Regions from separate parts of the Mus musculus genome. Here region 2 is linked to region 1. The links are chromatin loops, found by intact Hi-C in ENCODE. Cell type or tissue: heart. All regions are shown on one strand. Links, peaks and the distances in the headings refer to the core of each region. The heading gives the core; the rest is flanking DNA.

Region 1 (11,112 bases), core at 2,972-7,971:
TCTTCACTGAAACAAACAGCAGCCCATCCACTGCACTCCTCTGGCGGTGATAAACCTTGAAAATAAAGAAGGGAAGTTTTGATTTTTGAAATTTTTTTCTCAAAAGCAAAAGTTAATTTATTATTTTTAATTATTTACTTATTTACTTACGCTTGTTATTACTTTTGCTTTTGTAAGAGAAGGTGTCATTATGGACCCTAAGTAGGCCTTGAACTTCTGATCCTCCTGTCTTGACTCCTCAAGGACTGGAATTATAGATAACACCATGCTTGGCTCAAAAGGAAAATTGACTCCTGCTTTGAAATTGGACATGATTGTTGCTTGTGTAATTGTGTTTGTGTGTTGTGAGGAGTGATATGGTATAATGGGGACAATATTATGGGTGCAGTGGGGAAAGTGTGATGGGTGCAGTGGGGGACAGTGTGATGGGTGCAGTGGGGACAGTGTGATGGGTGCAGTGGGGGGACAATGTGATGGGTGCAGTGGGGACAGTGTGATGGGTGCAGTGGGGACAGTGTGATGGGTGCAGTGGGGACAGTGTGATGGGTGCAGTGTGGACAATGTGATGGGTGCAGTGGGGACAGTGTGATGGGTGCAGTGGGGACAGTGTGATGGGTGCAGTGGGGACAGTGTGATGGGTGCAGTGGGGACATTGTGATGGGTGCAGTGGGGACAGTGTGATGGGTACAGTGGGGACAATGTGATGAGTGCAGTGGGGACAGTGTGATGAGGTTCAATGAGGACGGTATGATGGAGTGTGGTGGTTGTGAGGAGGCTGTGACACAGTGGCACTATCAGTCAAAGCACATTCATGTTCATAGATCCTCTGAGGTGCACTTTGGCCCAGATGACAAAGGCATAAAAGAACCCACAGGATACCACGCAGAGTCAAGCCAGAGCCAGCGAGCAACAGTGCTCTGCTCCATAAGTTTTGTCAACTGTCTACCATACAGTGCCTGAATTTTCTTGCCTGCAAAAGAAAGTAAAATGAGGATTTCCTTCAGAGCTTCATTGTAATAGTTAAATGCATTAAGGACTATAGCACATAAATTTATTTATGGAATATAATTTCATTATATTTAATGCATTCAATGGAAAGCTATATTCCATAATATAAAGTAAAACTAAATTGCATATATATTATACACATACATAAATGAGTTTGAAATGATTGTGGGTCTTTTATTAAATGATATTTTTCATAAACATCTGGAATTTTATTTACGAAATTACAACCATGAACCTTGTTCCATTTAGAGGCCCTCTTGGTTCTCCACACCCATCAGCATGTCACCATTTCATTTGTTTTAATGTTTCTATCTAAGTGGTGAAAATGCTGAAGCACAGACAAGAAATATCCATAACGTGACCATCATTATTAATATGAAATTATACATTTAAATCATTTTCTGATTAAAAATAAACTTGCTTGCCAATGCAGCTCTGCAGGTCTACCTAGTATAGGGCTGGCCTGTTTTCCTGATAGTGGTTGACTCTACTCATTTTCCCAGGTCCTCTACATCTGCCTCCTCCCTGCTTCTGTCTTATCAAAGGTCCAAGAGGGGCTCAAAGAGCACCTCATCTTCCTTCGCCAGAGCTACCTTGGTTCATACAATGGGCACTTTGAAGCCACCTCTGCCTCCACTTTAGCCACCTCTGAACATCTTTCCAGGACTACTTTGGTCCATAAGTCCATCTCTTTCTCCCTGACAGCTCCCAGGGATGCTTTGGCCACTCTCACTACCTGGAGGTGGGACAGGCGGTAGGAAGAAGCTCTTGAGCTCAGGGGCAAACACTGGTTGCATTCTGTGCTCCAGGTGAAGTTTTGGTTTCTATAGCCTGGATTGGGATATTGCTGGTCTCCAACCAGGACCTGCACAGAGTGGTGGTGGCATCTCTTTGCTGCTACTCATTGGAGGCCTTGGGAGGGGAAGAGCAAAAGAAACTTTACGTTTGCTTCCTTGAAACATCTTTCCCATCAAGGCACTCAGTGCCAGGCAGGCTTGGCAGTTGGTGGATCTTCCCAGGACATGGTGGAGGCTTTCTTGTCTCCTTATCCAGGTGGTTATGAAACATGGGTTGCCAAGTTCTTCTGTTCATCTTGACAACCGCACAGTCTGCCCTATCATCCAGTAGCATTGTCATTTAATCCTTGCACACATGTTTGACGGTTGTCAGAGTCTTCATTTGGATACATCTACAAGAACACCTAGAATATGATCTGGTCCTTCACCCAACAGTCCTATTGAAGCCACTTTAGATTTCTAGCGCTCATTCCACTGTGTTCTCCTCCTGGCCAACGGTAGTGATGCTTCCATGACACAATCTCTCTCCTTCCCTGCCCTAGTTATCAGCACTACTCGTGCTCCAAATTCTTTCTCAATCTGGAAAAATCCTCCAGACTCCTGCCCATAAAGACCCATGCTGCTGGGGTTGTCTTGTCTTGTCTGCTGTGTTCAGCCGCTGTTCTGTTCACCGTATTGACTTGAAGCCAGGCCTTATGGTCCAATCTGAGGAGGGTGAATTAGTGAGAGGCTGCTACTCTACAATCCACAGCTCCTGGGTTGCTCGTGGGTGTTCTGCTGAGAGTATCTGCTCTGATCATAATTTGCCGGCTGCCATCGGCTGTGAAGAGAAGTAGATGGCAGGAGGATAGGATGGAGGCGCTGTGTGTGAGTGGCTGCATGGGGTAGCTCTCAGGTACCTGGGGATAACTGTAGTCACTCTGCTCATATCTCAGGCTGTGCTGTGCTAGCTCTCCCCGTGCATATCTCTCTCAGTGCAAAGTTGGAGTTGACTAGTCTCAGTGGCCTTGTTATCATCCTGTGGTCTTGCATGTATAGTGGCTGTTGTCTGCTGTCCATAGGCTAGGTATGCAGGCTGGGTGGTGTACGAAACACAGCTGCCTAGAAGCCTGGGTTGTGGTGACTGGAACAGCTGTGGTGTCATAAACACCAGTATCAAACTTGGGCAGGCTGGCTGTATGCCTGTGTTCTGTTGAACAGTATCAGCTGTGGGGGGCTGTCCATAGTCTGCACATAGGTGACAGTGGTCTGACCCTGAGTACAGCTGACATCAGTAGCTTGTCCATAGGTTCCATATATTTTTGCCCATCTGTCTGGATGACATGGGTTGGATTGGATGAGTGCTTTTAGTATTATAGCCATACTGGGTGACAGGTTGGCTGTAGATACTGTAACCTGTGGACTCCATTTCTCTCCTAAGCGTATTAAAAATCAGCTACTTAAGGAAATCCTAAGAAATATATTTTTAGAATAAAGAGATGATTTTTCTTTAATATATATTGTATAAAGTTAAAATAAAGAATATATATTTATATACCTTATGAACATATAAAAACATAAATAATATAGTTGTATAATGTATTATATACTATATATTATTATATAGTTATATTGTTTATATTTATGTATGTAATATATTATGTATAATTATATATTATGTAATTATAGATATTATAACTATACATTACAATGGATAATATAAAGATATATAAAGAATACAGTGTATTTACGTTTCTTTAAGATACATGTATAAGATTATCTTTAAACACATATAAATATATTATATATAAAGATATAAATCTTATACATGTATAATAAAGATATATATTACATATAAAGACATATAAAATAAAAAATAAGGGGCTGGAGAGATGGCTCAGTGGTTAAGAGCACTGACTACTCTTCCAGAGGTCCTGAGTTCAATTCCCAGCATCACATGGTGGCTCACAACCATCTGTAGTGGGATCTGATGCCCTCTTCTGGTGTGTCTGAAGACAGATACAATGCACTCACATACAAAAAATAAATAAAACTTAAAAAAACATATCGTATATAATAAATATCTATATTATACATATATATGCATATTTATTATTATAGATTATAGTTTCTAGACCTAGCCAGGACTCCAGTGCTCTAAATGCTCTCAGGAGATCTGTGCTTTTTATATTTTAATGGAAGCAGCAATGAGGATATTTACTGAGGTTGGGGATATTTAAGGAGTGAGGCAGGGAAGGGGGCAGGTGTGGGAGATGCCTGGGGCCCCTCTGGTTGCAGGGCTGCCTATAGCCTGGTGGGGAAAGTGCAGCAGGTTGCTGTCAGTCCAAGGAGGTAGTTATGAGACTGTGGCTTAAGCATAGTGGTGGGGATCAGAAGTGGAGGAGGCTTATGAAACATTTTGGGGACCCCCCCCCCCCGAATAGCTGGAGGTGTTAAAGCTTAGAGCTAAGATCACCGTGGTTTTGCGTTTGTGTTATCCTGGCTAGGACCACTCAGGTGTCACGGCAAATCTAGACTTTCAGAGTTTGCGGTGATGGATACGATTGAGTTTTTGTCTTCATCAAGTCTAAATCTGTTCATTAGTTCTAAGATTTTGCTTGATTTGAAAGGACTGGATTTGGGGCCTCAGAAGATGAAGACATGTAAAATAAATTAAAGACATCAGAGTAGTAACTGTTTTGTTCTGTTTTCTGTTTGTTTGCTTTTCAAGACAGGGTTTGTCTAGGTAGCCCTGGCTGTCCTGGAACTCTATATGTAGACCAGGCTGGTCTCAAACTCAGAGATCCATCTGCCTCTGCCTCCTGAGTACTGGGATTAAAGGTGTGTGCTACTAACACATGGCACTATTAACCTTGACTATGAAATACACTTTAATACTGAAAACACTGAGGTGTAAACTGTTCATAGCTGCACTTTTAGCCTTGAGAAGATAACCTTATAAAAACCACAGAACCTCAACATTGAGGTGTGTAGGTAAATAGACCACAGAAGTTGCTTCCTGTCTAGTTCCTCAATCGCTCTTTGATGTTAAGGTGAACTTAAAGGTTTTGTTACTTGGAGGTCAAGGTGAGGCTGTGCTGTCCTGTAGTGTAGTCATGACCGTAACAGTGATGGGCGCAGACTGATGACCATTGAAGTTACTGCATCCGAAGCTTCGAGTGCCCGAGCTCTAGTTCCCTCTGTAACAGGTTCTTAACCCCATTTTACAGACAAGGAAACCAGGACTCAGGATTTTGTTGTTCCCTATTTTTATTTTCCCCAGGCAGGGTCTTGTGAGTCCATACTGGAGTCTAACTAACTATCTAGCAGAGAATATCCTTGAACAAGAGGGTAGCCTCTTGCTTCCATACCCTGGATGCTGGAACAAAGGGCCAGCATCACCACACAGCTTCCCAGCTCAGAAGGTTTAAATATCCCAAGGCTACAAAGCTACAAGATGATGGAAACATGATTTGAAATACATGATTTGAAATTTGACTGCTGCAAAGCTCACATGTCAAAGGCAGGGGAAGGTGAAATGGTTAAGGCTTAAATCAAGGTAAAACCATGGGCAAAATGTCGAGAGTCCTAGCACGGGACTGCGGTTCAGCATAAGGCTGTGAAGTTCCTTTCTTAGCTCAGTCATAACAACCAGACATGGCAGGCAGAGAGCACTTTGTGTGCACTGCCTTTTGATTCTAACGGCAGCCTAGAGGAGCTACTACAGTGCCCGTTACACAGACAAGGCAACTGAGGCTGTAAAGACAGTTTGGTAAGTTTCAACTAGCGTCTGTTTGGCTCCAAGCGGTGCTCACGAATGTAAATTATCTTTTGACCGACCGACGTGACTTCTGTTTTTCCTGACGAACCACGGTGTCTTTTCAAAAACCGGGTTTCTCTTTCTGTCCCTGTTCCCAAGTCTTTTAGGTTGCCTGTGACCACTTTTGTAGCCCCAGCTTCATTATCCAGGTTCACACCGGAGGATCCACATGGTGGCACTGTAACCTCACACAGTTAAAACATGAGGAAAAAGGAGGAAAAAAAAAAAAACCCACTTGTTTCCACTGCACTAGGCAGGCCAGACTCAAGTCTGACAGACAGTCATGGACAGGCAGACTGGCCTTAATTAGACCGGCTTTAGCATTCTACCCTTTCTGGTTACAGACACACAGAACGCATTCTCCTCCAGCTACACCCAGGAGTGAAGATTCCAGAGACCCCATGCCCAATGGCAGGGTGTTGATCCTAACTAATATCACAACATCTAAGAGCACACCACCAAGACCTCTCCAAAGCCAGGAAATGCATGACTATCCCTTTCAAAATATTTTTTATCTGACTCTCATAAGCCCCTATCTCTTTAGACTTTCTGAAGTGGTGGGCTTTCTGAGAGAACAAAAGGAGGGAAAGACAGACAAATTAGGGAGAAAGGAAAAGGATCAACTCTCTGCATACATGACATTAAGTGCAGTACCCAATATCCCCAGACACACTTCCTTATGCATGGGAAGGCTTACCCAGTTTCTGTCTTGCAGGCTGTAAGATATATTAAAGGTATAAATTCATGATGTATCTTTAGGTGTTTGGTGATGCAAGCTGTTTCTTCAGTACTTTGCTTTCTTTGCTTCCAACTAAGAAAAAAAAAAAGACCAAGATCCTTCCATGTCACAGGAGGGAGGAAGACTTTCCAAGAGGGCAGATCTATAGACAAAGAGAAATCTTGCCAGTCTAGGAATGTAAAAAAAATATGCATAAGGTTGATGGAACAAAAATATTTTTACCCAGATGTAGCTGTCTCTTGTGAGACTATGCCGGGGCCTAGCAAACACAGAAGTGGATGCTCACAGTCAGCTAATGGATGGATCACAGGGCTCCCAATGGAGGAGCTAGAGAAAGTAGCCAAGGAGCTAAAGGGGTCTGCAACCCTATAGGAGGAACAACATTATCAACTAACCAGTACCCCGGAGCTCTTGACTCTAGCTGCATATGTATCAAAAGATGGCCTAGTCGGCCATCACTGGAAAGAGAGGCCCATTGGACAGGCAAACTTTATATGCCCCAGTACAGGGGAACGCCAGGGCCAAAAAGGGGGAGTGGGTGGGTAGGGGGTGGGTGGGTATGGGGGACTTTTGGTATAGCATTGGAAATGTAAATGAGCTAAATACCTAATAAAAAATGGGAAAAATAAATAAATAAATAAATAAACAAATTAATAAATAAAAATATTTTTATTTGTATATTTTTAAGTCTTTTTGAAGTAGATAGCAACCAGAGAGAATCATGCTTTTCAAGATAAGTGGCAAGATTCACACTCATGACTGCTTGTCTTAGGAAGAGTCTTCAGGGCCAGTTTCATTTTAAAGATTTGGGGAATCACTCTACCCAGATGCCTGAGTTGTCTGCACATAGGCTGGCATGAGGAGCCTTCATGCTTTTGTTTGAAATCCAGTCAGCTAGTTTCTGGCTTTATGACTTCGGCCCTGCAGCTATCTCTAACTCACCCATGTGCCACATGCATCCCAGGATAACTTAATGTGGCCCAGCACAAAATTATGCATTTACTTAAAACATGAGAATTTTCTCAAAAATAACATAGTTATGTAGTTCTCAAGGATGAACTTTCTAGATGAGAAAGTCATGTTGCAATGTCAAGAGTTTGGACCCATCTCACAAAGCCTGTTCCTCAACCCAAGTTCTTTCATCTGAAAAATGGGCATGAATACAGTAGCTCCTGTTTTACAGGTTGTTGGAAGATTGTGTAGAAATCTAGCATATGGCAGGCCCTTAATAAACACTTAATAAATGTGCCCCGTTATAATAATAAGAGTCCTGATCATGTTCGATACTGCTCAAAGAACAATGAAGAGACAGAAGAGAGAGCTGATCTGGCTTGGAGCTTCCCCAAAATAAGGCTCAGGTCTTTTCAGGGCTCTAGCTCTATGCTTGGACCCCCTTAGAGATGAAGGTGACTTCCTTTATATTTATATAGCATACTTGGTGGCCAACAGGCCATCTATAGACAGTATGAATGAGGCATTAGTAGGACACTGAGGTCACAGACTCTCTAGTCTTGATGGGCTCCTGAAAAGATGTTTCATCAAATGGTGGCATTTCTTGACAACAATTTTGACCCCTTGGTTTCCTGTTTCTTCCTGTTTGGAGTAATACTCAGGTTTAAAATGAAGTAACCTATTGCTGTCTTCCCAGCCTTCTCTCACAGAGCTGAGAATGGTTACGGAAATCCCTGTGCTGTCTAGACAGCAGACTGGGTCACATCGGGACCTTTTTGAAAGGCAGCTCTCAGTTCCCCACCCCTGCCACCTGCTGAGTCTGGGATGCTGAGGAAGTAGCTGCTAGTGGTTTGTGCTCAACACAGCTTGGGATGATGATTCTTAAACCTGACACTTCTTCCGCTAACCCCAAAACAGAGCCTCATGGGACCATGGGAAAACTCTGAGCATGCTTCCAGGAACCCAACCAGGCTGATCCGGATGCTTTTCTGTTTTTTATTTTTATTTTATGGTCTTATCTGTATTTTTAATGTTATCTCCTATTTTGTCTGTAGAGAAGCCAATGTTGGAGTCCTTCAAGTATTTGCCTCTGACTGTGCAAATATTTGACTGTGGCTGTTTCTTGTCGATGCAAATTACAGGGAGAAGCATTAACTGAGATCCCCTCAAAAACCACCACCACCACCAAAACAACAAACAAACAAACAACAACAAATCAACAACAACAACAAAAACCCCCAAATAACACATAGCATTTCATTTCCTAATGATTATCACCTTTTGGGGTGTGTGTGTGTGTACAGGAGCACATATGGAAAAAATGGGGTCTGTCTTCATGAGGATGTGACAATAGTCAGTGATGTTTGGAACAGTGTAGCCATAATAACATTAGTTACATGGCCAGCATCCCTAAATAAAACACCGCAAGTAATTTACATACTGCCACATATATTTTCTTCATTCTTTCTTTTGCTGTGTTCTTTCTTTTAAATAGGGAAACTGAGGTTTAAAAGTTTACACCTTCATCGTTGGCCACGTGAATTTGGGAAAGCATCCTAGAACTCAAACAACTCTTTCTCTTGAGTTACAATAGGTTTGGTGCAAGTGGCTGGCTTCTGTCTGGCAGGCACTACACCAGGTGTGTTCTGTGACTCATTCAATCCACCAAATAACTCTAAAAGATGGGAATTTGAATTGATTGATGTTATGGTACATAGAAGGATGTTTTGGTGCGTGCACATATATACCGTGGGATGCCTGAATCAGCACTTAACATACATGTTGTATCACATATTTATATTTTTGTGTGATGTAAACACTTAAAAGTACATTCTTGACAGTTTTCAAGCTTATAATATTTTGTTGTTAACTGTAACCACCATGATGATCAATAGCTCTTGTCAAATGACTCTTCTTGTCAAAGTAGACTGGGTCTTCTGATCACCATCTCCCCGATCCTACCACCCTGTCCCCTGGAAAATACCACTCTCTGTCAGATTCGGTGAGTGTTACATTTTTACCCTCACGTATGTACTTTGTCTTTGGTCCTGGCTTGTTTCATTTAACATGACATCCTCCAGGTCCTCCAGTTCATTTTCAATGACAGGTTCCATTTGTTGTTAAGGTTGAATATGATTCCATTGTGTACATTCCTATATTGATTTCTTTGTCTATTCATTAGTTCATGGATACTCAGATTAGTTTCATCTCTTGGCCATCATGAATGATACTACGATGAAATGGAAATGTGGACAAACTTTAACATGCTGGCCTCATTTCCTTTGCATTTGCAGCCTGTCGAGGAATGACTGGGTCATCTGGTAGCTCTATATATAATTTCTTAAGGACCCTTCTTATTGTTATCTGGAATGTCTATAGTAATTTACACCCTCACTTACAGCCTACAGGGCTCTCTTTTCTTTTCATCCCTAACAACGCTACCTTCTGTCATTTCAGTAATAGCCTTCTAACAAGCGCAGGCACTGCCATTGATTGCTGGTACCCAGGACAGTTCATCCTCCTAAGGCCACTTTGGAGAATTGTCTATTTAATTCCGATTTTAAATCACATTCTTGCTTTCTCTTATTATTGCATTATCTGGCTTCCTTTTCTAATTTGGGTGTTAACTCTTTATATCCTGAGATGGAAACACTACATTTCCTTAGTTCATTGCATCCTGAGATAGTTTGGAAGCAGGCTAGATAGCATCAAGAAAGAGGCCAGTGCGGGGGTGACATTCAGCTGGTGGTTTGAGGAGACATACCTTCCACCTTAAACCATGGCCAAGTTCATCCATAACTTCTCGGAGAAGGCACTGTCGATGGTGGCCGCTGCCGTGACTTACTTGAAGCCTCAATTGGTCACATTTTGGCACTACGCCAAGGTTGAGCTGGTTCCCCCAACCCCTGGTGAAATCCCTACAGCTATTCAGAATGTGAAAAAAATCATTCAAAGTGCTAAAACTGGTAGCTTCAAACACCTTACAGTGAAGGAAGCTGTGCTGAATGGTTTGGTGGCCACTGAGGTGTTGATGTGGTTTTATATCGGAGAGATCATGGGCAAACGTGGCATTGTTGGCTATGATGTTTGAAGATCAATCTTTAACTTCTGATTTGAGTTCTTATTTGAATGTTTTTGGACCATGTGTAACGGGACCGCTATCTGAATAAAATACTAGGTGTTGAAAACACTGCTGTGTTTTCTCTATCAAAAACAAAAACAAAAAACAAAACAAACAAACAAAAAATAATAAAAAAAGAAAGAGGCCAATGAAATGTTCCCAAAGGGACACAGTGGCAGAACTGTGTGACAGAAAGGTGTCATGTGTCCACTTAACTAGTAAAATACAAACCTGGTTAGAACCACCTGGGCCAAGGGCTGGCTGCTAACTGTCTTCAGCTTCATTGTCATGACCTTTCTAGCTCATAGGATCAGCTGTTCCCATCCTGTATCCAATGTTACGACACATCTGAAAACCCTACACAACAAGGAGGAAAAGGGGCAAGACATCACCTACAGCAAAACGTGGGACCCATTCCAGAAATTCCCTGCCTTTCCTCTTCTAATTAGCCTGACCATATATGGACTTCCAGTGGGTGTGGCCTACTCTGCGGATGACTCCACTCAGTCTGAGTATGTACTTGTGCTTTGAAATGAAATTTCTCTTGACATCTCACTTTGCATGTCTCCAAATTCTTGCCTGATGATGGTAAGAATGTGGGAACATTACTTAGAGGTCTTTTCTCCATCTCCGACACCCTCCAAGGCTTTCTGGCCCCTATCACTGGCAGCATTTTCAAATGTATGATATGCACACA
Region 2 (11,112 bases), core at 2,216-7,215, 50 kb after region 1:
CTGGATTTTCTGGAGAGTGGCAGCACTTTTGCTGAGCATGGAGGGTAGGGCTGCCACCAAGCCGAATACAGATGGTAAGATGAGAAGGTTTCTGTCTAATATTAGTGATGAACCACAGACTATGTCAAGGCCTATGAGGACTGACAAGGGCAATTACTATCATGGTGAAGCAGAGGGGTCGATGATGGGAGGAAATGGGTGTAAGAAGTCATGTCGATTTTCTGCTGAAAGTCACCCTTATTTCCTAGCACAGAGAGACCACTGCTGATTTCTTATAATTTAGATAATTTTGCTCAAGAGCTTCAACATGTACTGCTGGATCAGAGGAAAAATGGGTCAAGTAGTGGTGAGTTATTTTGAATTTGCTCTACAACATTTTCTGGCTGTTTGCATAATAACTTGAGAAAGCAAAATGTTTATGCCTGCTTATTTGTTAATATTTTTGTGCATTCAGAACTAGGAGGAGTGTGTGTGTGTGAGAGAGAGAGAAAAATAGACAGAGACAGAGAGAGACACACAGACAGACAGGCAGGCAGACAGACAAGAGAATGCATCCATGTGGGTGCATGTGGGTGGGACATGTATGGGAACAGAAGACAAAACTTATGTGTCAGTCCTCACCTTCCATGCCTGAGACAAGCCCTCCTTGTTCTTGGCTGCTGGGTGCACCAGGCTGGCCAGTCAGGCAATTTCTAGCAATCTTCTTGTCTCTACCGCCCATCACGCCACAGGAGCACTCGCATCATAGATGTGTGCCATTGCACCCAGCTCTATGTGCACTCTGAGGATTTGAACTCAGACTTGTTTGGAAAAATCCTTTTCCCTGAGATATTTCCCCAATATCAGATAGGAGATATTTGAAGTCATCTAAACTATTTTTCCCATTCCTTATTCTTTAGACTAGCATACCTCCTTTGAGATAGGTGTGTTGTTAAATTCTAATATAAGCTATTTTAAAACAGAGATGGCTGTTGCTTTTTACCTTCTAATTCTGTTTTTCATAAGACACCTGTGTTTGAAAACTCAATTTGATAACTACTGATCATATCTACCCTTTCCTGATTGATTGATTGATTGATTGATTTGTTTTAGGTTTGGGGGACACGATCTTGCTATGCAGCTCAAGCTAGCCTCGACCTTATTATGCAGCTGAGGCTACAGCCTCTTGGGGCTGGGTTTACAGGCCCAGCTTATTGTATTGTGACTTTTCCTCTAATCTAACCCTGGCAAAGGAATGCCTGTCCTGCCTCTTGGCTTTCTGGCCTCTTATCATTCCCACCTCCCACACTATCAGTTCTCCAGTTAGTAGACTACCACACCATTGCAATTCTCTGTAGCAGTTTAAAGATACCACATCTGACCTCACATACCAAGGACAGCACAGAGCAAACATCGTCTGAATCTTCTTTGCCAGGCCCACAGTGGTTGCTACTCACAATGTACTCCATGAACAAGGGCTCTTGGCCACCATCAATATGTGGAAAATCTGTCTTATCATCTTTTATTGTCTTCCCTGGCCATGGGACAGGAGAGAGCCATGCCACCTGCTTGACAGGCCTCTAGTTATTTTGAACTCTGCTTCTCTTTCTTAGAACAGGATCATACTCAGCCTTTGATAAATGATGAATCCTCTCACCCCATTTTGTGATATTTTAGAGCTCATGTGGCTAAGTAGATACTCATAATGCACAAGGACATATATCACCTGAGTTGAAGAAGGGCTAGTTGTATATAAATGAGCTGCACAGAGTTTTAGAGAATTTCTTACCTATTTATTTTTCTTATAGATGAGGAAGCTGATGTCCAGGGTAGTAATGGGCTGGGTCTACAGTGAATAGACTCTTTGAGGAGTGAGCTCCGTATTCTTACTCAAGGTCCATTGCTCCTCCCATTCCCTTTGGGGTTGATTGGTTTAAAGGAATATGAGTGTCCTATAGAGAAAACACCTTGTGTGTGTGTGTGTGTGTGTGTGTGTGTGTGTGTGTGTGTGTGTCAGAGAGAGAGAGAGAGAGAGAGAGAGAGAGACAGGTGTGTGTGTGTCAGAGAGAGAGAGAGAGAGAGAGAGAGACAGAGACAGAGAGAGAGACAGAGACAGAGAGATAGAGAGACAGAGACAGAAACAGAAACAGATGAGACAATGACAGAGAGGGAGAGAGAGAGTTAGAGAGAGAGAGGCAGAGACAGAGAGATAGAGAGACAGAGACAGAGACAGAAACAGAAACATATGAGACAATGACAGAGAGGGAGAGAGAGAGAGAGAGAGAGAGAGAGAGAGAGAGAGAGAGAGAGAGAGAGAGAGGCCATAGTTTCTAATAATGTGGAAGAATAGATAATAGAGGACCATAAAGGCTCCATTAGAGTTGAGATCTTGACCTCATTTGCAGGCCGGACTTTGTCACTTTTACACAGGCTTCAACCTTATTAGATAGCCAAGGATGCCATTGAATCCCTAACCCTCCTGCCTCCAACTTCCAAGTGCTGGGCTTGCAGGTCTGCTTCACCATACACTCAGTTTACAGGGGAGATTTGAAATTTTAAAGGAAGGCTTCCTTGTCAGCTGCTGCATTAATTAGAATTACTATTGCTGCAATAGAACACTGTGACCTAATTGTCTTTCTTTGTGACTAGGAAAGAAGGGACCAGAGAGACAGCTTTATGGTTAAGAGAGTAAAGGTGACTATACTTGTTATGGAAGTCCATTATGACCAGAGGTGTTAGCTATACTCATATCAATGGCTCCATTATTTACTTTTTCCTTGGGGTAAGATACAACTTGGCTCATATTATGGTTAGGAAATAAAATAGGCCTCTCCTACCCTCAGGGTCATGTGTCTGAACTTGGTTCCCAACTGGTGACCTTTTTTGGGGAGGACTTTGTAAAGCCTTCAGGAAGAGGAGCCTATCTGGAAGAAGTGGACCTCTAGGAGGCAGGGCTAAAGATTACAACTCTATCTTGCTTCTGGTCCTGGGTCTATTCCCTGGTCCACAGAGACAGGAAAAAGCATCCATATTCTTCCTGCTATAGTGTCAAGCTTCTCTGACCTTTGCCATGCCCTCTGTGGTGAACTGAATCCTCACACATTGAGCCCACATGAATCCCATCTTCTTTAAGTTGCTGGTGCCTGGCATTTAGTGATAACCATGAAGTAACCAATATTGCTCAGTACCTCAAAAATGTCCTGGCTAGGGTTGGATGAGCTCTGAGCTAAGTCACTCACTGCTGATGAATGACCACTGATCTCTTCAGTAGTAAACAACCACCGCTCTTGGACAGGTGCTGGGACTATTTGGGAAAAGGAGGAAGAAGATAAGCCTCTGCTGTTACTGGTTTCGTCCTTAAACACTGAACTATCGCATTTTAATCTTCAAAGGCAGTATGTTAGAAGTAAAGAGACTAATCTCTGGCGCTGAGCTTCCTGAGTGTGACTTCCAGCCCCGCTTCCTGTGGGCTGTGTGACCTACACTGAGTTACCAATGCTCACACAACCCCATCCCTCATCTGCTTAGTGGGTAAATATGAAAGCAGTTTCGAATTCTTCTGAAGATGAGATGGATGCTAACGTGCAGCCACTGCAATAGCCTGGTATACAGTAAGTATTTACTAAATAGCAGCTGCTATCAGCCTGAGATGGATGAAAACGCCCTCTGAACTCCAGCAAAACACCAGATAGCAAGCAAGCTACATGAACGGATCCCAGCAACTGCCTTTCTTTCCGTGCCAGGGAACTCTAGACCGTTTCCAAACTTTGACACCACTGCTGGGTCAGCTTTGCTTCTCAGTAAAGGTTGGGGTTAGTGGAAAGTCTCCTGTTTGCATTTTGGGGTGTTACTAACATGGTCTATCCTGTCCTGGGTGTATTGGGGATGGAGGGAAAGTAGGGCGAAGATGCAAAAATGAACACAGTATGCCCTCAACTCTTAAAGGGCTTAGGGATGACTGGTGTGTTAGAGCTGGGATACAAAGAACTGGAAAGTGTTCCTTGCCTTCACAGCAGCCGCCCCACCCCCTTGAAAGAGAGGATCAGTCAACAATGGGGCCATACCAAGAGATGCATAGTGGTAAGTGCGCACAGAAGAGGAAGTGACTAAGGCAACTTGTGGAGATGTCAGAAAGCCTCACACAGGAAATGATACACAAACTGGGTCAAGAAGGGCGAGTCACTGTTTATCAGGTTGAAGAAGGGCTGGGTTTCTAATGGCACTGCATGTACAAAGGTCTGGAGACACACAGCACACAGAGCCAGCGCTGTCTGGCAGCAGGACTACTCTGAAGGTGTACACATTGTTGCGCAGACCCCTTATCCCCACTGGCAGAGCTCTTTTTTTTTTTTTTTTTAACATGGAGCAGCCCCATCCACTGTTCCAAATGTGGCTCTTGCCTCACAGCCCAGCTGTATTGGCTCCATTTTGTTCTGGATCAGGCAGACATGATTGGACCAAGGAGCGGTTGTACTTACTGCTTATTTCTGGAACATTTTGAACATTCTTCAACCCTTTTTAATTCTTCCTTTCTCTCTGTAGGTTTTTCCTTCTCACCAAGGCCATGCACAGTCATTTCTCCTAAAGCAGTTACTCTGCTGCTACCTAGTGTGGCACATGTCACAAGAAATGCCTCCAGGCTATTTTAACTGTGCCTGTGTTTACTGCCTGCCTGGCTCCCTGGCAGCTCATTTAAGACATGATCAAAAACCATCTTGTTCCTTTTATATCCTTAGTAATCACATTAGTTCCTGACATTGCACTGAATAGAAACTAGTGAATAAAAAGTGACTATATCAATGAGCAGATTCAAAGTTTAAAAAGAAATTGGCTTTAATGTCTTCCATTGTTTTTCACGGGACCAGTGCCCATCTTTCTCCATATAATTCTGCATCACGGGAGGCTTACCCATGTGAATCGTATCGATATTTCCATCTTGTTGCAGTTAGCCAATAGAAGCAGGCAAGAGAGAAGCGTGCATTATCTGTAGTTGCCTCCAGAGGGCTGCATCCATCTTTGAAGGTCTCTGCAAGACTAGGTCCATACATTCCCCTGAAATCCTTCTTTTCAACACTTTAGGGGGGCAGGTCTGATATTCTTTCTATCTTTTCATATTTCTATACCATGTGCTCACTATGTGCTCTGCCTTTGTCTGTTTAGCCTGATGCCAATCAATTAACTGCCAGGCCCAAGAAAAATGGAAGAATGAGGGCCACAACCAGTTTATCAAGAGTTCTTCATGTACAAGAGCTTAGACTGACTGGATGGTATTCATTATTCAAAGAAGAGGTGTTAAAGCCAGATTTTGACGTAGGCACTGTGGCCTGAAGGTTTGCTTTGTCCTAAGCTCATATGTTAAGCCTTAAGCCAGTGTTTCTAGGAAGTTCCTCTTAGGTCATGAAAATGGAGCCAAGTGAAACTTGTCAAGATGTAGGAATAGGCATGAACTTTCTCAGCAGAACTTGCACCTCAGGGGGCAAGCCCATGGGTAGACAAGTGGGAACATTGGAAATTAGAGGGTTTCTGCAGAGTTGAGGGAACAGCCAGCAGAGTGAATGGATGGGTCGCAGGTTGTGAGAAAACCTTCACCTGCTGTATGTCAGAGACAAGGACTTCCTATGGAGAATACAGAAATGGCTGCGAAGATGTCATGACAAAGGAGCAAAGCTGTCAGTTAATAAGTGTGTTAATTAAAGGAACAGTTATTTCTCAAAAGAAGAAATACAAAGGGCTAATAAATATTTTAAAAAGTGTTCAACATGATCTTAGTAGGATTTCTATTCCTTCAATAAAACATTATGACTGAAAGAAATTTGTAGAAGAAATGGCTTTTTTGGTCTTTTGACTCTTGAGTAACAGTCCATTTCTGAAGGAAGTTGGGGCAGGAACTCAAAGTAGGAACCTGGAGGCAGAAACTGAAGCAGAGGTCATGGAGGAACGATGCTTATTGGCTTGCTCCTCCTGATTGTGTTCCACTTGCTTTCCCATATCACCTTGCCTAGGGGGTGCTACCGCCCACAGTGGGCAGGGCCCTCTCACATCAATCACCAATCAAAAATATGCCTTACGGACTTGCCTGAGGTGGTATTTTCTCAATTAAGCTTCCCTCTTCCCAGATGACCCTAACTTGGGCCAAGTTAACAAAACAATAGCCAGCACAAACATCATTATCCATCAGAAAATTACAAATTAAAACCATTGTGAGATTCCACCTAACCCCAGTCAGAATAGCTGTCATCAAGAAAACAAAGAATAATGCTGGCATGGATAAGGGTACAGTAGATTGCTTATCCATGACTGCTAAGAATGTAAGCTAATATAGCCACTATGGAAGCTAGCATATAGCATATAGCTTTCTCAAAAATTTAAAATTAGAGCTACCATATGACTTAGCTTTGGCAGAAATAGCCAGAGAACTTTATAGACCACCACAGTGATACTTGGCACTATTAGAAGGTGTGGCCCTGTTGGAGTAGGTGTGTCAGCATGAGTATGGGCTTAAGACCCTCATCCTAGCTGCCCGAAAGCCAGTGTTCTGCTAGGAGCTTCAGATGAAGATGTAGAACTCTCAGCTCCTACGGTACCATGCCTGTCTTGTTGCTGCCATGCAGGCAGTATCATCATACCTTGATGATACTGGACTGAATCTCTGAACCTGTAAGCCAGCCCCAATTAAATGTTGTTCTTTTAAGAGTTGCCTTGGTTGTGGTGTCTGTTCACAGCAGTGAAACCCTAATTAAGACAGTATATACGTGGGAAAATCAGTCACAGAACTGGAGAGGGTACCAAGAGAAGGGAAAAGTGGTGTTCAGGTAGGGCAAGGGGGTAAGAGGATACATGTGACCCAGAGATAAGAAGCTACTGAAGGTGGAGAGGTTCAAGAGAGAACAGGGAGATGCAAGGAAGATCAGAGTGGGAAACCAACCAATATAAGCTAAGTGTGAAAAGGCCCCAACAGAACCCAATAATTTGTATGTTGATTGAAGGACTAAATTGAACAAAATTGGATCCCTTGTGAATGGGATGTGTGTCCTTATAAAAGAGCATCCCAAAAAGCTAGTCAGCTTACAGTGAGAGCCCAGTTGTCTGTGGACTGGGAGGCAGCTCCTTACCAGAATCTCTCAGCATCTTGATCTTCAATGGCTCACTGGCCAAAAGCATGATGAGTCTGTGTTTGCTGTCAAAAATCACCCAGTTAGTGCTACTGCATACCAGTAGCCTCAACTGAGACCTTCAGCATAACCCCAAAGGGAGGCACACAGCTGGGGTCACCACGACCCATGTTCTCCCACATTTTGATGTGAAGCCCACAATGTTTGAGCAAGTTGTGCTGACTTATGTCTGTCTGTGGATTACATATGTGTCTATATGAATAACCTTTTATAGTATAAAATTAAAAGTGGATACTTAAAAGGACAAAATAAAGGTGAGTTAAGCTATGTTTAAAATGTGCTTACTTTCAACTTTTCTCCCACTGAAAAATGTTAGCACTCAGATTTTTTTGGTGTTTATGAATCTTTCTAGAGCAGATAGTTCATATTTCTGTACATACTTAGGGCGAAATTTGCTGTTAAGAAACATACATGTGAATGTATATTTCAAATCTTATTTTTGAAGAGAGGTGGGATGACCTCCTGTTGGATCTGGTTCTCTTATAAATTTTTAAAGTTTTTAAATTTTACTCTAACAAAGGACTTCTACAAGGGGCCAGGGGTGAACATCCACACGGCTTGCTTTGCTGTCTTTCCTTTGATCCCTGAAGGCTAGGGCTGACCACTGCCATGTAGACCAAGAGCATGAGTCACTCTAAGTATTATACAAGCTTCAGCTCTCTCTCTCTCTCTCTCTCTCTCTCTCTCTCTCTCTCTCTCTCTCTCTCTCTCTCTCACACACACACACACACACACACACACACACGTATATGCTTACATAGGTTTGGTTGCTTTCTATTGTCCCTATAGTAACATTGGAATGCACACACTATTGATGTAGATGGTAATGGTAGGCATAATTTACCAACAGAGGAGTAGTAAGAACCCTGGAATCTTTTTAGTTATGAGAGTTATATCAGCTTCCACTCACAGTCATATTATCTTCATAATTTCTTTGCATGCTACTTTTCTTATTCTTTTTCATATCTCTGGCCAAAAAAAAAAAAAAAAACCCTCCATAAAGAAATGATAATGACCACATGTTGACTTGACATTTGGCCAAATTATTAAGCTCACACGAAGGACTAAGAATTCTAGGAAACACTCTAAGCTGAGTAGGAAGGAACAGGGTGTTTGGATTCATGATTTAAATACATTTCAGAACCATTTAGCAAGGTCACTGTCACAGTATCATCTTAGTTGGTTTGGGACTCAAGTTGCGAGATGCTGGGGTTGATGTCAAATACTGGTAAGATTTTTAGGAAGGAAATAACAGGAGATGACTCAAAACACACTTAAAGGAGAAGCTTGTGACCGCAGTAGATGGGAAAACATGTTACCCTGAGTTTAAGAATCTTGGTGAGAATGTCTATGTTGCTGCTTGTATAGAGAGGCTAATTATAATTCCCAAGATTCTCAAGGTAACATCGTGTCCATAGTATCTCTGGGTGTCTTGGCTCTGACCAGTACTTTGACAGAGATCCATCCTCTAGAGGGTCAAACCTGCTGGAAAGCCTAGGGATAGAGGAAGGATACTGTGGCTCAGGTGATTGAAAGCTATTGGCTAGAGAATACATGTGGTGGAGAGAGAGGCAGGAGCTTGGACCAGTATTAGAAGAGTGAACACAGGGGCTGGAGGATAAACCAGGAGTCATCTAGAAAGTCACAGGAACATGGCTGAGTTCTGTGTGGAACTCTATTGGCCATCTGTGTCCAAGCTCTTCAAAACACCCAGCTATCCTTCACGTTGGGAGTGGACTCCAGAGAACCCGGGTGGGTTGGAGAAGCTGCCTGCCTCTCCATCTTTTGATTTAAAAACCAAAACAACAAAAAACTCCCACAGTTGTTATGGGCAACCCCTAGTGCTGTTTGTATTTTAATGCTAATTGCGCTTTCCCAAGAGTTACTACCTGGGAGGAGGAGGGAATCACTAAGCAGGTGACTTCAGAAGAATCTTCCCCTAATGAATAAAGATTTCAGGGGACCAATCACTGGGCGAGGAGTAGGCGGGACTTCTGAGTTGGAAAGCCGAAGCCTGGCTGGTGGGTTGGCTCATGGGGCAAAAAAGTAGGTGAAGGAGGACACGGTTTAGGTGGCGGATACATTGGGATCCTTTGCCAGAGGATTTAACATAGAATGGCTTACAAATTAGGATGCTAGTTGTTACTCCAGCGATTGAGTTACCCGGTAATTCTAAACCAAGATTGTTTGGTGTTTTCCTTTATGCAGCGACTCAGCAAGGTTCCAGAGAGAAAGGTACCATGGCAAAGCATGGGTTTGCAAGAAGTGCACCCCAAAAAGCCGTGGGAATTTGGAATCATGGGCTGGCGTGGCAATGACCCACCATGGGAATTTAGTAAGCCAGGTGGAGAGATTTCAGAGCTTCAGATTAGAGAGTCTGCTGAGATGAGAACAGGCCAGTCTTCCCACTAGTGCCCTGCCAGCATAGCGTGGATTGCTTTTTTAATATTTCACACAACACACATTTTCAGAGGGTGGAAGGGAAAACACACAGAGCTATGTTTACAGTGAGCTCACAAAAAATGTCATGGGAAATAGGAAAATTTTAAAACAAGAAAATGTAACACTTTGAATGTATTTTCTGTTGGGACTGACTGAACAGGTCAGACAGTTCACACCATGGGGTGCTGGGTTTTTGTAATAACTCAGGCAATCTGGGAAGGTATTGTGACTCTTTAATAAATGCCCAGAGTGGAGGTCTCTACCGGGCCAGGGCCTTGTAGATCTGTACACACCAAGGTGCACATACCCTTGGAAATGGGGACAAAGAGCCACTACTGTGCTCTGCAAATAGGCCTTATAGGTCAGTCAACAACAAGCAATCCTGTAATTGCTCTGGCCATATATCAGGTGGCAGGGTAAAGGAAAAACGTGTGAAGCAAACACTGAGATGCTCAGTGTTGTCAGGAGGCCCGCACCGTTCTTCTACATTCAGCTACCACAAAAGCCTGGACTTAGCTCCCACTGCCTCTCTCTTCCGTTTCCTTTGTGGCCATTTTGATAAGGGGTGTGTGTGTGTGTGTGTGTGTGTGTGTGTGTGTGTGTGTGTGTGTTTTCTTGTGTAGGCACCAGAGCATGTGTAAGGGGTCCATCTTCGTTTTTCACAGCTGGAGGTTGGGTCTCTGTCTGCCAATATATGTTGCTAGGGTATCTGGTATGCAAGCTTTTGGGAGGGCAGGATTTTCCTTGCTCTGACTCTCATCTTGCTGTGGGGATATTGGGATTATAGACCGTGGTGGTCAGATTTACCTGCATTCTAAGGGTTTGGATTTGAGTGCCTTACCCATTGATCCACCTTGCCAGCCCCACTGGTATTTTTAATGCTCCTTCCCAACTCAGCAATACAAGGTACAACATGTTTCCTAACTCCCTTCACCACAATAGGTAATCAGTTCATCTGGGAAAGACTGCTGTAATTGAGTTTTCTATTCCCCTCGCCCCCAACTTCTCTACTTTGTCACCCTTCTGTTTGGCTTAGCTGCTCTCTGCCTGGGTACTGCATCCAATCCTGTCTTCTTCTTCTCCATCCCCAATGAGACTCTTCCCTCTGTGTAGACGATGCTCAGTTCCCTTCCTGTGTAAAGTACTTGCTTTTTCTTGAAATCTTGGCTTTGTTTCTCAGAACACCATCTCAAAGTGTCCAGCCCCCTTTACTGTTAGTTTTGTTTGGAGTGCACGTCCTATCCCTGTCCAGTCCCCACCATGACTCATTGATTTCCTGCCATTCTTTCAACATCACATACGGACGGCGGCTGGAGGACAGAGAGATGTTTACTTTGGAGAAGCTAAAGCTCACTTTTGCCAGCAATTGGAGTCAAAATCCTGGAAGGGCCCACACAGGGAAAAAAAAAATCAATTGTCTTTAAGCCCAAAGTGGAGAATTATGACAGATAAGTCAAAGCTGCAATAGAGAATAGAGCAACGTTTGGACGTGTTTTATTACCTCCAGACGTACGCAGAG

The links. Peaks named below come from ENCODE experiments on the same cell type or tissue, not always from the same donor. Only the 100,000 strongest peaks of a DNase experiment are listed, where the experiment ranks them.
Region 2: a loop joins it to region 1, with 2.0 times the contacts of the local background. A loop is called at or near these places in 2 of 42 quality-filtered maps.

The regions. Positions count from the first base shown.
Region 1 is chr10:96,126,530-96,137,641 of GRCm38, forward strand. It overlaps the pseudogene Gm48425 and the pseudogene Gm5426. Among named protein-coding and RNA genes, the nearest start is that of Gm40746, 49 kb to the right of the region's middle. In heart, for the core only: a CTCF peak has its summit at 5,775 (motif pointing right); no DNase peak of the experiment used is centred there.
Region 2 is chr10:96,177,473-96,188,584 of GRCm38, forward strand. It overlaps Gm40746 (a long non-coding RNA gene), which reads left to right and starts at 3,450. Exons shown (of 3, transcript XR_871973.2): 1 at 3,450-3,590; 2 at 3,993-4,059; 3 at 5,140-5,223. In heart, for the core only: a CTCF peak has its summit at 4,989 (motif pointing right); DNase peaks (open chromatin) are centred at 3,729, 4,119 and 4,239; H3K27ac peaks cover 209 bases.